Linked DNA regions of Mus musculus: region 1 is linked to region 2. A link is a loop called in an ENCODE intact Hi-C map of the cell type or tissue named here. Cell type or tissue: heart. All regions are shown on one strand. Links, peaks and the distances in the headings refer to the core of each region. The heading gives the core; the rest is flanking DNA. Region 1 holds the start of Rab11fip3 (RAB11 family interacting protein 3 (class II)). Region 2 overlaps Rab11fip3 (RAB11 family interacting protein 3 (class II)).

Evidence for each region. Peaks named below come from ENCODE experiments on the same cell type or tissue, not always from the same donor. Only the 100,000 strongest peaks of a DNase experiment are listed, where the experiment ranks them.
Region 1: a loop joins it to region 2, with 4 times the contacts of the local background. A loop is called at or near these places in 3 of 42 quality-filtered maps.

The regions. Positions count from the first base shown.
Region 1 is chr17:26,067,991-26,070,892 of GRCm38, reverse strand. It overlaps Rab11fip3 (RAB11 family interacting protein 3 (class II)), which reads left to right and starts at 1,375. Exons shown (of 14, transcript NM_001162868.2): 1 at 1,375-2,902. The coding sequence starts at 1,716. In heart, for the core only: no CTCF peak of the experiment used is centred there; DNase peaks (open chromatin) are centred at 1,342, 2,222 and 2,652; H3K4me3 peaks cover 2,262 bases; H3K27ac peaks cover 1,885 bases.
Region 2 is chr17:26,007,993-26,010,894 of GRCm38, reverse strand. It overlaps Rab11fip3 (RAB11 family interacting protein 3 (class II)), which reads left to right. Exons shown (of 14, transcript NM_001162868.2): 6 at 2,005-2,040. Among named protein-coding and RNA genes, the nearest start is that of Capn15, 24 kb to the right of the region's middle. In heart, for the core only: a CTCF peak has its summit at 1,257 (motif pointing left); DNase peaks (open chromatin) are centred at 1,224 and 2,374; H3K4me3 peaks cover 18 bases; H3K27ac peaks cover 1,283 bases.

The DNA.
Region 1 (2,902 bases), core at 221-2,720, 60 kb before region 2:
TTGGAAGAGCAGCTAGTGCTGAGCCATCTCACCAGCCCATCGCCTGACTCCTTATAACCTTTCATCTGCAGCCCCATTGCTTGGTCTGAGCCAGGAGGTGTGCATTCTCTACACACTGGTTCTATTTGGGCACACAAATGCTGGAAGTCATAAATATTTTTCTTAGTTTTGGCACACAACAGGAACACCTGGCTCCTCAGAAAACTGATCTTGACTGAGAACACCAAAGGACAGGTGGATACTTACCATGACACACTAAATAGAAAGGTTGGCACTCACTGGAACTGCATGTGAGAATGTTTGTCAGTCAAAGGGAATTTCCAGTCCTTGCATTAGATAGAGGGGACTTTATTCTTTCAATATATATATTCCTCACAAAAGCATTCAGTTCTTACAGGAAAATAGGACTACATTTTAGGGAGGGAGCACATCACCTTCCTTTTTCCCAGCTGCTGGAAGTCTCCTATAATATGCTGGGAGTTTTGCTTGGGGATGACTCAGTAGATTAGCTGGCTGTACACCTGGAAACGGAGTTCAGTTTTCAGCTTTTGCCAAAACTGCTTATGAAACCATACTTGTCCATGGTGCCCACGAGTGTACAATTGGTTCATAGTTTCCCCTGGCTAAATGGCTAAATTTAGTTCTTGACTAGATGCACCTCATTGCTTCCAACTGGCTTAGTCAACTGCTCCGCATCTCTGAGCACGACCCTTTGATGATGATAACGGCATTAGTTAGCAATAAAGAGATAAGCGCTGTTTATGTAATTTAAAAACATGTTCAGAGCAGGGTTGTTTGGGCCAGTCTACAATCCATGGCGGCAGGATTAGGAGTTAAAGGTAGCGTGGGCTGCACAAGTTCCTGTTTCAAAAAGATACCAAACAACATATCAAAGTAAAACAACATCTGTGCCTCTTTATTTTACTGTGCGCTCCTGTGGATGAATGTGTGAGCCCCTTAGATCCTGTCCTTGTGTGAGAGACTTTGGATAATTCCTTACCTGGTGGGGCAATTCGAGCGCTCCTTCGCTCCTACTTGCTGCCAATTAATATTCTGGTTTGTACCACCAGTTTGTGAAGGAGTCACACAGAAGGGACTAGCGGCTTCTTTTGGGATATGCGAATGTTTTGTTCCCGTTCAGCAATAGTTTTCCAAAACCTATTCTCGGGCGCCTCTTCCTGCGACAGAACACTTCACTCATCCCACTCGCGCAAATCGTACGGAAAACTCGAATTGGGCAGAGCACCGTCGCCCCTAAGCTGTGCCCTCTTCGAACTCACCTTTATAGCAATCCATGGGGGCGTGATCAGGTTACACGGCGTGCTGACGTCACGCGCGACGGAGGGCGGGCCGGCGCCGGCGCCGGCGTCCCTCACTGGGTTCCTAAGCTCAGGCGCTCTGGCTTCATCCTCCGCTGCCCGGCCGGTGCCTGTCTCCCACCGTCCACTCCCCGCCACTGGGTCCTTACATCATCCGGACTGTGCCGCTGCCATGGGCCCGCGCCAGCCGCGCTGCGGGGCCGGGAGCCGCTAAGGTGCGGTGCGAAGATGGGCGAGGGCGGAGCAGGGCCCGAGCGCCAGCCTCAGCAGTCCGGGCGCCCCGCGCGCGCCCGCCCGCGTCGCCGCGGGGATGCCCGCGCCCGCCGCCGCGCCCTGAGCGCCTTTGTCTGCCTTCCGCGCCTTTCGTATCATCCCTAGTTTAGCCGGCGCCGGATCATGGAGCTGTGCCAGCCGACCTCCCTGTCAGACCACGACCAGCCAGCGTCTGGGCCCCAGCGTGGGGTCATGGGGCTGGTGGGGCCCGACGCTCCTCGCGGCTGGTCAGAAGAGCCCGAGGAACACGCCCAGCTTCAACGGTGGCCAGAGGGACCCAACGCGCCAATCTGCTGGCCCGAGGAGGTAGAGGAGCCTCACGCTCCTAGTCGCTGGGCCAAAGAGCCCAATGCCCCTCGCTGCTCGTCCCAGGAGCCCGATGAATCCTGTCACTTGGCAGAGGAGCTGGAGGAATCCGACTCCCCTCGCTGCTGGCCCCAGGAGCCAGACACACCGTGCCACTTGGCCAAGGAGTTGGAGGAACCCGACGCCCCTCGCTGCCTGCCCCAGGAGCCCGACACACCGTGCTACTTGGCCAAAGAGCTAGAGGAACCCAACATCCCTCGGTGCTGGCCCCAGGAGCCCGACGTGCCGTGCCACTTGGCCAAGGAGCTAGAGGAACCCGACGCCCCTCGCTGCTGGCCCCAGGAACCAGACGCATTCTGTCACTTGCTCAAGGAGGTGGAGGAACCTGATGCCCTTCGCTGCTGGCTTCAAGGGCCAGACGCACCGTGCCACTTGGCCAAGGAACTGGAGGACCTCGACTCCCCTCGCTGCTGGCCCCAGGAGCCCGACGAATCCTGTCACTTGGCTAAGGAGCTGGAGGAACCAGACGCACCGTGCCACTTAGCCAAAGAGCTGGAGGAACCCGACGCCCCTCGCTGCTGGCCCCAGGAGCCCGACGTGCCCTGTCTCTTGGCCAAAAAGTGGGAGGAATCCGACGCACCGTGCCTCTTGACGGAGGAGCTGGAAGAGCCTGACGCCCTTCACTGCTGGCCCCAGGAGTCAGAGGCACCGTGTTTGTTGGCCAAGGAGCTAGAAGAGCCTGATGCCTCTCACAGCTGTCCTCAGGAGGCGGACACAGGGTGCCTCTCGGCCAAGGAGCCAGAGGAGCCTGATGTCTCTCACCTGTGGCAGGGGGTACCCGATGCACCGTGCCTCTTGGTCAAGGAACCAGAGGAGGCCGATGCACTTCACTGTTGTTGGCCCGAGGAATCCGAGGAGCCGGATGCTCTCAACCCACCGTGTTTCTGGGCCAATGAACCAGACGAGCCCGATCCATCACGATGTTGGTCAGAGGAGCCCCAGGT
Region 2 (2,902 bases), core at 148-2,647:
TACTGCAGGAAGGCAGAGCATCTCGGGAGTGGAACACACTTGGAGGTCTGTGAGCGGCTGCCCCTTGCCTGCCCCGCCATTGCAGGACTGGATCTACACCTCCGTCCTGTTCCAGACCCTGTGCCATAACCCGTCGTGGTACCTGTGACTTAGCTTTTTCCCTGTGTTCTGTGCAGCATCACAAAGCTGGAGGCCTTTAACCAATATCCAGTGAAGTAGGATCTTGGCCAGTTGGGAAGGATCAGAGGGAGCCTGCTGGGGTCCTGGCCACGAATCCAGTAGTATCCTTTGAGGGCATGTTTTGGCAAGACTTGAAAATAAAAATCCGGTCTCTGGTGATTCCAGAAACCCGTCCAGTTCCCAGTATAGGGCACACAGGCTTTCCCCTGCCATGCATTCAGTGCTAGGAAGGAGCCAGCTGTGTTCTTCCTGCTGGTGAGCCATCCTGCTATTGATGAGTGAGTGGCTTTGAGTTACAGATATGTTGTAAAGGAAGATCCGTATGTTGCCTCAGTCACTGAAGACGTTTCCAGTGCTGAAAACCTGCCTGGAAGATGATGGTGATCATGCCAGTTAGGCCTCTTGGGGCAGTGTCAGACTAGTATGTGACTCAACATGACCAGTGGGACCTCTCCCGGGTAAAGGCTCTGCAGGTGTAGAGAGACTTTCCTGTTAGTTAGGACACAGATGATACTAGTACCTGAATACTAGCGAAAGAGCTGAGTCATGCCTCCTGGCCATCCTGGATTGCCTCGGGATAAACTTCATGACCTCACCATAGAACAGGGAGGGCCGCGAAGTGCTCTTGTAGCTACTGTGTTCTTTAGGTACCTGGGAGCATCAGTCAAAACAATCCATTTTATAGAAACCAAGCAGTCTGACTTACTCAGAGGTATATTTTGAAAATTGTAAACTGTTGCGGGATTTAGTGGTCCAGAGCCTGATAGTTACACAGAGCAATCTGCTCTAATTGTTCAAGGAGTGTCCGTGATTGTAAGACATCAGCACATTTGTACACTGCTAGTCAGGAGTCCAGTCAGGAGAGGGAGCCAAACAGTAGCTGCTCAGGAACTGCGCAGTGAGAGTGAATGCACAGGTGCCCACCCGTGCATTGTCAAGGATCCTGAGGAGCAGGAATAGCAAACAGCATCCAAGAGATCCAAATCCCACTACCACCCTTCCCTCAGCAGTCTACAGCCCTGTCGAAATGGCACAGCTCAGCCCTCTGTAGGCTACATGCTATCAGCATTGTCTCTCCAGTGCCCTCTAGTGGCACAATGTAGCATCACAAATGAAAATGGATCCCAGCAGTGTATGTCCCAGAGCCACCACAAAGGATGATTCTGAACCCAGCTGCAGTGATAAAGGGGTGGCTTGTGCAGCACGCACCGCTCCAGGTAGATTGCCTGCCTGGCCCTTGAAAGAAGAGGAAGCCGTGAGCTGAAACAGGTGGTTCTTGTGCCTGAACACACGGCCACAGCTTCAGAAGGGAGGCCATGCTCTGACTGGCTCAGAAGAGGCATGTTCAGCCTGTTCTTGCTGCCATAGGTGTTACTGCTCTGGGATGGTTTCAGGAAGGGGTTCTAAATCCCCGTCCTACAGATATTTGCAGTGTGAAGTTTCAGGACCCAGGTCAAAACGATTACACACTCTTCTGTCACAGGAGGGCCTGTGTGATAGCCAGTCAATTGAGATAATGGCTTCAGAAGTACTTGGGGACATGACAGTGGCCAATGGCTTAGAGCTAGGTGCAGTCAGCCGGTGGGTTTCAGCATTGGGCTTGGTTTCTTTTGAGGGCTCAGGCTGAGACTTGGTGAGGCCCTTTACAGAGGTGCTGTGCATGTCCTCTGCCTTGCCGAGTGGGTATTGTGTGCATGCGGCTTGCCGGGGGCAAGGGGCTGCATGCCTGGGCCCTGCTATCTCCCCAGCCCAAGCTTCCTGTTTCCTCCTGTCCTTCGGTCTGTTCCCTGACACTATTTTCCTGTTTGTTTGGTTTTTGCACAGCCCAGCCAAGCGGCTCTCCAGCAGGAAGGTGGCAAGGTAGGCAGAGCCTCGATCATTTGCTGAAAATCTTGTGAAATATACTTGTAATCATAGATTCTGAACAACATTTTAGAAAATACTCTCTTCCAGGTGTGGTTTGGGTTTTTTAAATCAAACTTTCAAGTGACATTTCATGGTTTGGGATAGAAAGCAATTGAGGGGAATGGTTGTGGAACAGATTTCTAGGGCTGGGGGTTTGGATCTGGACCTGGGGCTCATAGCAGCTTCTCCTGTTCCCTTGCCCTTACACACTCCCTGTAAGGGCTGGACTGGGCAGCAGTCTCCCTGTGTCTGCTGTTGGAGTCAGCCTCTTAGAACTGGCTCTGTGTGGCCTCCTGCCTAACTGTGATCTTGCCAGCCCAGTAGCTCACATGGAGAGGAGAGAGGGTAAGGAAAAGGTCTTGCTAGAGTCTTGGTTTTTGTTTTTTGGGGGAGGGTTTTTTTTTTTCTTTTGGTGTTTTGTGTGAGTTTTTTTGTTGTTGTTTTGTTTTGTTTGCTTTTGGGGACAGGGTTTCTCTGTGTAGCCCTGCCTGTCTTGGAACTCACTCTGTAGACCAGACTGGCCTGCAGCTCAAGAGATCCACCTGCCTCTGCCTCTCGAGTGCTCTGATTAAAGGTGTGTGCCACCACCTTGTAGCTAGCTCTTGCTAGTCTTAAAGGCCAGCTTTTGACTTTGGAGTTTGGCTGCTGTCATCTTCCTGCTATAGAAGGTGAGTTGTGCTTATGCCTGATAATCGGCTCCCGGCCACTCTTCACTGACATCCTTGTTCGGGGTCTGAGGCTCTGACACCCTTCTTAAGGCCCGGCTCAGGCAGTACTGTGTTTCCTTCTAAGACAAGTTGCTGCTGAGTCCGTGGTC